Regions from separate parts of the Mus musculus genome. Here region 2 is linked to region 1. The links are chromatin loops, found by intact Hi-C in ENCODE. Cell type or tissue: left cerebral cortex. All regions are shown on one strand. Links, peaks and the distances in the headings refer to the core of each region. The heading gives the core; the rest is flanking DNA.

Evidence for each region. Peaks named below come from ENCODE experiments on the same cell type or tissue, not always from the same donor. Only the 100,000 strongest peaks of a DNase experiment are listed, where the experiment ranks them.
Region 2: a loop joins it to region 1, with 8 times the contacts of the local background. A loop is called at or near these places in 4 of 42 quality-filtered maps.

The regions. Positions count from the first base shown.
Region 1 is chr14:67,618,703-67,623,645 of GRCm38, forward strand. No RefSeq gene overlaps it. Among named protein-coding and RNA genes, the nearest start is that of Gm24981, 54 kb to the left of the region's middle. In left cerebral cortex, for the core only: a CTCF peak has its summit at 2,280; a DNase peak (open chromatin) is centred at 2,298.
Region 2 is chr14:67,944,649-67,949,591 of GRCm38, forward strand. Gm41188 (a long non-coding RNA gene) reads left to right here and starts at 3,512. Exons shown (of 3, transcript XR_874750.3): 1 at 3,512-3,602. In left cerebral cortex, for the core only: a CTCF peak has its summit at 1,979 (motif pointing left); a DNase peak (open chromatin) is centred at 1,974.

The sequences.
Region 1 (4,943 bases), core at 1,081-3,580:
ACACCCTAACACATCCTCCCTCCCCTTGCTTCTATGAGGGTGTTCCTCCACCCACCCACCCACTTCCACCTCCCTGCCCTTGATTCCCCTATACTGGGGCATCTATATGCAAGTGTGACTCTGGTTAAGTCACCTTGCACTTTCTGAAATATCTGCACTTGGAGAGTCAGAAATGTGAGCCGAGCCCTCCTGACAGGGTAGTAGTTGCCTGGGTCAGACAGGCATAGTGATGCTTGGGACTGTGCCATGTCCTATACCGGCGTACAGTGTTATCTTTTCTGGGTACCGAAGCAAAAGCTCAAATCGCTCATTAGACAAACGAGAAGCCGAAAATGGGCTCAGAAACAGCTCGTGTCCCCAACGCTGCCATCCGGGAACTGTTTTCAAACGCAATAAATGAGTGTGGAATGGCTTTAAATATACAAGCAGTTTCTTATTTAATCCAAAGATAGCCCTGAATTCTGTCTTCTCTCCTGAGAAGTTCCCTCTCTTGTCTTTTCAATATGCTCTTGGCCCCGAAGTATCTTCTTTTGTTTGGCTTGTTATATAAGGTTATGTAAATACGAACTGATACTACTTGATTCAATTCAAAAGACATCCCCAGAGAAGTCCACTCCTCAGTTCTGACTTCTTTGGACCTCCCAGTTGTATCTTCTGAAGTCTCCCACTGCAGTATTCAGGGTCTTTGTCTTTCTTCCTCCTGGTTCTGCCAGGACTGCTTCCTAGGCCAGACAGGCTCTGCGCTGGCCTGGACCCCTCTGTAGAGCCTCGGGCCACAGGCGTGAACAGTCATCAGCTGATCCTGGGTGAAGTGGTTTTGGAATCCTGTACAGCCCTGCTCCAACTCTCAGCTAGGCAGAGACGAGAGGAGGTGTTTGGGGATTTCTAAGTCCTCAAAGAGACTTCCCGGGCTACATATCCATCAGCCACAAGGATTTCCTCTCAAGGGTCAGCCCAAGGACCTCTGAACTTACCAATGGTTATCATCTAGCTCTGCCCGTGCCCTGCACTCAACTAGGGATTGAGGGTACTCAAGCAGGGAGCCAAGCAGATGGCCCTGGACCTGAGGTTCTGGGCTTCTAGCCAGGGTGGGTGACCTTCATCGTGACTTTCTGTCATCTTCCAGCCCCACCCTTCTTTCTCCTCTTCTTTCTGGTCTCCTTGTTCCCCCGAGTTCTCTTTCCCCTTCTCTCCCTCATGCCAGGCAAGTTTGCAACAGGCTGCTCTTTGCACAGTGAACTCAAAGGGCACTCTTGGCTCTTCTGGTAGCATTATGGCTACGACAGAAGTCCCGTTTCCTGGTCTCTCTTCTTTGCTCCATATCTCCTCACCAATCGTTTGAACTTTTAAACAGTGTCAACTGCTGAGTCCTGGAGAGCACCAGCTTTCCCAGGCTATGGTGTTGAGTGGATATGGCAGGTTTCTTCTCCCATTGTGTGGAAAGCCACGTGAGCACCGCTGTTCCTCCCTTCCACTGCCCAGCCCCATCAACATCATGCTCTCCTCTGGTTGCTCAGACCAGTCAGTGACTTGCTCCGAGTGGGAGACTCAGCATGAAATCTGACCAAAGCCAAGTCTTACTGTTGCCTTCAATTTCATACCCAGCTAGTGCAGCTACTGAGGGTGGGGGTGGGGTATTTTCAAAGCAATACATATCATTAAAAGAAAGAAGAGGAAATTTGGCTTTGTGGTTTTCTTGGGAAACACAATACAGTGCTGTCATCCTTTGGTATCCACAGAAACTGATCCCTGGACACCCAAACACCCAAATCTGTTGATGCTGAAATTCCTCTATAAAATGGTGTAGCATCTGTGCATCACCTCTGTGCAACCTTCATGTAGAGTAACGCATCTCCAGATTATTTCTAACACCTACCAACACAATGGAAATGTTATGCAAGTAGCTATGGTCCCATGCTCTTTAGGCAAAGATGACAAGGTAAAAAAAAAATCTGTATGTGTTGAGCATATATACAGATTTTTTTTAATAGTCCCAATCTTCTGCTGGCTGGATATGAGGATGTGGAACCTATGAATTCAATGCACCAGTCATATGTGTCAAGCTCATTGTCCTGATAAATAAATTAAAAAAATACAAGCATGTTGAATATGAAACATAGGCTAACTTTGCAAAAGGAGAACTGAGGCAAGAATCAGTTCTTCTTGGGCAAAATTCTTAGTATTGTTCCACTAGAAAGATTCATTCCCCTTCAGCAAGAGGGAAAGATATTCCAACTACAGAGACCAAGGCATAGATAGCTCTCTGTTGCCATCCAGTGGGGCAGAGCTGTAAGTTAGCAAGATTCTTGGCTGAGCCGATCCAGTGCATAGAATCCCAATTTGCATAAAATCATGCTATCTCCTCCAAAGAATGAGTAAAGCTTCCAGAATGCACCACCTCCAGCCCTCCCACCTCCCTCATTAGCTGCTTTTGTTTGTCTTTGAGATAAAGGGATCTTGGCTGGCCTCTCCTTGTTGACTGAAAAATTCAGTGCTCAAAAAGAACAGCTTTTGTGGTACTTGGGCCAAACCTACAGTTCCCTAATTGGTTTAAAAGATGGGAAAACAGGGTGTGGAGAGAATAAATGTGAACCAGAGAAACAGAGAGAGAGTACACAGTGCTGGCGGGTAAGTGCCAAGTGGTAAATAAGTCCTTTTTATAGACTCATTTGGCCTCGGCTCTGCAAAGGCTTCCGTAATTGAGGGAGGAAGCAGACTTAAGGGCAGTCTTGAGTGACAGTCAATTCTTTCTAAGATCTGTGGCTGATTTGTAAAGAGATAACAGGGGCTCTCCTGTGTCCTTGAAGTCTAAGGGTTAGTTAACAGGAGGAAGCATTTAGATCCAATTATCCTGGAATTTTCCTTAAGAACACACTGGGCTTTCATTCAATGGGCTCGTGTCTGGGTTTCTTGCTCTGATCAACCCAAACAAGGCCAGTGGTCAGGTTGGTCACCAGTGGTCAGATGTCAATGACACAGACCACATGGCACTGTGGTGAGTCTAGGACACACTACAGGCAGCTTCAGACTGTGAAGCCCTGATGGGCTGATTGTATGGGAGTCCACAGGCATCCAGGTCAAGTATCTCTAAAACTGAGGTTTGCCTGCCCCGGAAAGTTAAATGGACTATCAGATGTCTCAGATGTCAAAACTGAACATATCAGAATGCCAATAAGCTAACCTGTGCTGTCTGGACATCTTGCAAACTCTGTCCTCTGTACAGCCCCTCGGGTAACACAGCATGTGTGTGTTCCTTCTGCGTGAACTGGCTGCTCTCTGACTCAGAAGAAAAGCCACAGCAAAACCTGGGAAGAGAAGCCACCCTCCACAAGCAAACAGACGCCCCCTCTCTCAGCACAAGCCCGAGTCCATTTGCAACAATCAGGAAAGCTATGACAAGAGTGGAGATTGCATTACATCTGCAACCACAATCGTATATATTACACATCTTGGGTGCTTTCTTATTTCACTTATCACTTAGTGATAAAGATGACTAACAGATATTAAAGTTATTAGTTTGTAATTCATCTTCATTGTTTTTTAACTCAACTTTTTCTCTTTTGGGCTCTGCATCAGTGTATTTGAGGAGTATCCAGAGATTGCATGATGAGCTATTTATTTTAAATCATTACCATTTGCAAATGCTTATCTGTAGAAATCAGAATGTGCTCAGTTCTCTTCTGCTAGGGCAAAACATAAAACTGGGTGAGGTGGTGCACTCGTCTAATCCCGGGGCTTGGGAGGGGAGGATCAGGGGTTGGAAGTCATCCTCCACTCCAAAGCAGGTTCAAGGCCAGCCTAGGTTACACAGGTCCCTGTTTCAAAAACTGAAAGACGGTCCTACACTAATAAATCCAGAATAAATATCATATATTTATCATATATAATGATAGTGATGTCATATATAAGATATTGATATTGTATCATCTATATATGATATTATATATATGGTTACTATTATCATATCATGGTATTTATAGTATATATAATATATCACATACTATGTGATATATTACATATTGTATTATATATATCATATATATGATATATATGATATAATATACATGTATATATAATATTATAACCATAAATGTTTAACACTGGATTTTAAAAAACATAATAGTGGTCTTCTATTGACTAAAAAGGCAAATGAGCATAATTTTTGTAGGTTATCATGGACTAAAATATGTCTCTCCAAAGCTTGAGCTCTCAGTAACTCATAACCTAATTACATTGAGTGAGAAAAGGTGGGCTAAAATTGAAAAAAGGCTGGAGGAACCTGGTCCCACTTGAGTGGTATCCTTCTTAAAAAAACCATGAGGACACAGACATGATGGCCACATGAAGACCAGGAAGGGAAGGTGACCACCTACAAGCCAAATCCTAAGGCCGCCAAAGAAAACAGCCCCGCTGGCAGCAGCCTGGTATCAGACTCACAGCCTCCAGAACACACGAACACAAACATCATCAGTGGAAGACGCCCAGCGTGTGGTGTTTGGTTATTACATCCTGAGAAACTGAATCCAGAGTCCAGATCAGTTAGATCTGAAATTTCCCACCGTACCACATCCTGCCTTCCCAGCCTTAGCTTTCTGTTGTATTTTGATTTTAGTAGCTTATCAAGATATTAATTCACACAGCACAAAATTTGCTTGCTGTGGGCGTATAGTTTAATGATTTCAGTATATCTGCAGAGCATTGTACAATCCTGACCACAATACCACCTAATCTTGAAGTGGACACTTAAGGCCTCCAGGCCTCAGCTTGTCGTCTATGAAATGGGGCTGATACCTTCCACGTGCATTTGTTTAGATGGTTGAAGGATGTAGCAGAAGTCACATGTGTCTGTGTCTTTCTTTCTTTATCATTCTTCGGGCTCGGAGTCCTTTGAGGCTAATGCTAAGTCTCAAATCTTTAATGAATGTAATGATTGGCTCTCCAGT
Region 2 (4,943 bases), core at 771-3,270, 330 kb after region 1:
ACCAAAAAAATTTTTAAAAGATCCTTGGGTATACGGTAAATTTGAGGCCAGGCTATATCTAAGAGACCCTGTCTCAGTCACCTCCCAAATAAAAGCTGAGAGAGAAAGGGATTGGGGTAAGGGGACCCCCTGAAGCTAGAGCAGCTTCCAAGAAGCTATATCTAATGAAAAGGCAGAGACAGGAATTGCATGAATGAGGCTAGCGCAGGTTGCCCTTACTTGCTGATGACAGACGTGACCGAGTCAACATTTTTGAAGGAAGCAAAACCACATGAAAGTCATGGCTTGGCAGTCCCTTCCAAATGCAAGTGAAAATTTAATGGCCATGGTTACAGCATTGAGGTGGTCAGCTCACGGAAGCTCTGCATTTAAGACTGCTTCAATATTATTGGATGTTCAAATATGTTCACTTTCTTGAAATGATAAGAGTTTAACTCTCTTTGGGTCTTTGCTGGATTTCTTCCCTTCGCCTCACGACATGCCATGGCTTTCCTTGCCAGGGACTGACCTTGTACACTTGGACTTCTTGACAGAGCCATGAACAATAAGCTTCTTTTCCTTATAAAATACTAAGTCTGTAGTAATTTGTTCCATGAGCAAAACCAGACAAAAACATTTGAACACACTCCCTCCCATGGGTACCAACAAGCATGCATGCACATACACAGATACACACACAGATACACACACACACACACACAGATACACACACACACACACACACACACACACACACACACACACACACACACACAGAGGTGTGCATGCTCACGCACCAGCCCCTTCATAAAATCTACTACTACGTTGAAATGCATGATCTTTCAATTTCTGCAAATTCGGTTCCTCTTCCCCCAAAATGTTCACAAACAAGTGCTGAGAGAATCTGACGGCCAAAGGCTATTACTCGATTTGTTCCAGAAGAGTCTAAACAGACGGAGCCAGAGGGCTGTCTTTTGCTTGTCAATGGGGACTTCCCTGAGAGGAAGGAGCCTTGCAGTAATGTGAGGTGACATTTTGAACTCTTCCAGTAAAGTGGATGCCATGACTGCCATCTAAAGCATTTACAGGGCCTCAGCCTTCAGCCTTCACCTCCCCACGCAGAGTGAGCTGACAGCCCTGCCCCCCCCCCCCCCCCCCCGCAGAGGTGCTATTGTGATCTCTGTCGGCATTGTCTTTTTGGTACAAACCACAGAAGTCTCTTCACAAGTGAGGCCATAGTAGTTGCACAATAAATTTTGCAGAGTTTTCCTAGCATTGACTCTCAGTGAGCATCTGATGAGTGGGTGCTCAGCCCCAGAGTAAGAGGGACCTTCATTGTCAGAGGTCACCTGTAGCTTCCACGGCAGGGTGGAGAAGGGGCCGTCGCTAGTTGCAGAGGCAAGAGCATAGGAAATGAAACACAGGACGATACTTGTGAAAGCATGAAAAAAAATCTAACTTGAAAATATATACCATCATTGCTAAATGACCCAGGAACCTGTCCATCAAGCAACAGGAGGGTGATCTCACTCAGCATTATGAGCTTTCTACTAAACATATGTCCTGTAGTATCCAAGAAGGACATGGCATGACCTATCTAAGGGTTACAGAAGACCACAGATGTGGAATATGCTTGTCTCCCTGGCACAGAGTAGAAAAAGACCATCAAATTTAAGGATCATGTTACAGGAAGAGGGCCAAGCTTCAAAACAGATCTGTAAATTTCAGGAAATCAGTCCATAGCAATTTGTGCCCGTGGTTTTTGAATACCAATAATTCACTATATATTACTGAAAATAGCTTGTGGAATTATGAAGGATTAGTGTACTGTGTTATGGAGGAATGGCAAAAATGAGCAGATCAAGGAGGCAATGTTGCTATTCTTGGAAAAGAAATGTTATTTGGAGGAGTCATTATTTAAAAAAAAAGGGGGGGGGGCAAGCGCAATGTAGACTAGATAGATATGGTGCTAGTGCCACCTGCTGTTGGAATTATGAATCGCAGTTATCCAACAGCGGATCTAATCTGTTGCAGTGAATGTAGAAGGGTTGTTGGGAAGGGAGTGGGTAAATGGACTCAGATAGGGAGGCTGTGTGGATCAGATCTTCCCTGTCATCCTCTTTATGACCAGGGAGAACAAGAAGGGCTTATTGGACCTGCCTTCGTGTACAGGGTTTTCTATCAAACTTGTGTTAGTGACAGAACGCAGATGCCAACAGCTCCTAGTACTATGTTCTAAGGCAACAGTTCTCAACACTCCGAATGCAACTCTTTAATACAGTTGTCATATTGTGGCGACCCACAACCATAAGATTATTTTCATTGCTACTTCATAACTGTAACTTTGCTACTGCTATAAATCATCATATAAATATTTTTGGAGCTGGGCAGTGGTGGCACATGCCTTTAATCCCAGCACTTGGGAGGCAGAGGCAGGCAGATTTCTGAGTTTGAGCCAGCCTAGTCTACAGAGTGAGCGCCAGGACAGCCAGAGCTATACAGAGAAACCCTGTCTCGAAAAGTCAAAATAAATAAGTAAATAAATAAAAAATATTAAATAAATAAAAATAAAAAATAAAGAAAGCAAAAAAAATTTTTTTTTATTTTGGAGTTAGAGGTTTGCTAAGGGGTCACCAACCACAGGTTGAGAACCACTGCTCTGAGGAAACCCAAGGTGTATTGCTAAATATAATGCTATTTCCTGTCAAGCTTTGAAAAACAAAACAAAACCGAGGGCATGAAGCAGCTGAGAAATTAAAGAAATGGTGGGAATGACAGAGAGAACAAACTGGAAAGATCATCAGGGCAGCAGATCCGAACAGCCAGGGGCAGTAAGGTCTGGGAAGTGCAGCCAGAAGCCAGTTACTGCAGCCTCGGGATATCTGCTGAGCCGTCCAGGCAGCTGGTCACCTGGAGGAGTCCAGGCAATTAGAGGCAAGGGGTCAGGGCTCCAGGACAGTATGTGCTGGTCTCAGAAAAATCTCTGAGAGCAAACAAGTCAAAACCAGAAATGACTCCGATCTACCCTGTATTTTTGGTACAAAAAGATGCTGCCTGTGGCAGGCCATTCTGGGCAATCTTCAGTCCCTCTGTCCCTCTTCCTCTCACTCCATGTGACCTTGGAAGCAAGGTGATTTAACCCTTTTGTGAACAGTTGACACACTTAGCTGCTGAGTTCCATTTTTTTTTTTTTTTTTTTTTTTTTTTTTTTTTTTTTGAGACAGGGTTTCTCTGTGTAGCCCTGGCTGTCCTGGAACTTACTCTGTAGACCAGGCTGGCCTCAAACTCAGAAATCCTCCTGTCTCTGCCTCCCAAGTGCTGGGATTAAAGGCGTGTGCCATCACTGACTGGCTGGAGTTCCATTTTTTGTAAGCAAGTTGAAATGAGACAGAAGGCCCACCTACCCGGGGACAGGAAGCTCTCAGTGGCACCAGAACCATGCACGTGGCTTAACAAAACGTTCTTGAGACCCATCAATGTTTTACCATGAGATGATATGTTTTTTCCTTATTACATTTGCAGAATATGCCCCTGGACAGGAAGACCATATTCTGTGTGTCTACTCATCTGTTGACGGACATTTGAGTTGCTCCCTCTCCTCTGCTGCGGTGAATAATACAGAGGTTAGCACTAGTGTGTAGTTTTTTCCTTAATTGATTAAAAAAGAAACACACACACACACACACACACCGCTTTATTACGTGACTTGCTTGGTGGGGGCGGGGGCATGCATACCCCTGTGCCAGCACGGGAGGTCAGAGACAGCTTGCTGGAGTCTGTTCTCTCCTCCACACTGGCTCTGAGGATGGAACTCAGGCTTTGGTAACAAGCACGTTTACCTACTGAGCCATCTCAGCCACTCTGATTACTGCCTTTTTTTTCCCCAAAATGTCCACACCCCTTTAAATCCTTACCTTTTATTAGTTCTTTTAGAACGTCTCGTAATGTGTTTATATTCACACACACACACACACACACACACCATCTACCATCTTTTATTTTGTGTCCTCTTTTTTTTTCCCCCTTCCCCACCCATCAATCCGGTTTGCCCTGCACATATATTCCTGGATGTGTGCCTTCCATTAGAGTTTGATCAACCCAATTAGGGTATATGCTTCAAGAAAACTGACTCTCCATTTCCGGCAGCTACTGACTGCCAGCGTCTTCTCTTCTAGGGGTTGTGCATACCTCACTTCTCCATGATGGGATTTAGTCTGCTTGAGCTTGCATGAAGTTTGTGTATACTGTCCAGGTCATGTGTTCAGAGGTGCAGCTCCCCTGCCAGGTTTATTCCAGTTCTGCCTAAAAACCAAAACTGGGGCTGGGAAGATGGCTCAGTGGTTAAAGTGAGACGACCCAAGTTCAGGTCTCTAGAAGGCACCTGAAAGCTGACCACGGTAGCATGCACCTGTAACTCCAGCGCCAGGACAGTTGGTGAGCCCCCAATTCCCACACTTATAACCCTAGCGCCCCTGACAGTTGCCATGTCTGTCTGTGCTCTCTACACTTTTCCTCTGTGGAAGCATTTCTGTGTACCTAGTTTTTGGTCAGAGGTATTGTTAACTTGATATTGTTAAGAACCAATTTTCTGTAACTACCACAAAACTGTGTGCGCGTTGTCTACAGCAACAGTTCTCAACCTTCCTAACTCTGAGACACTTCCTTCATCCGTGGTGACCCCTTTCCTAGTTAGGAGTTTATTTCTGTGAAGAGATACCATGACCATGGCAACTCTTACAAAGGGAAACATTTAACTGGGGCTGGCTTACAGTGTCAGAGGCTTAGTCCATTGTCATCATGGCAGGAAGCATGGCAACGGGCAGGCAGACATGGTGCTGGAGTTGCTAAGTACAACTTGATCTGAAGGCAGCCAGGAAGAGACTCTACCTGGTATTGGGCAGAGTCTGAGCATTGGAGCCTTCAAAGGCTCAACTCCACCAATAAAGCCACTCCTCCTAATAATG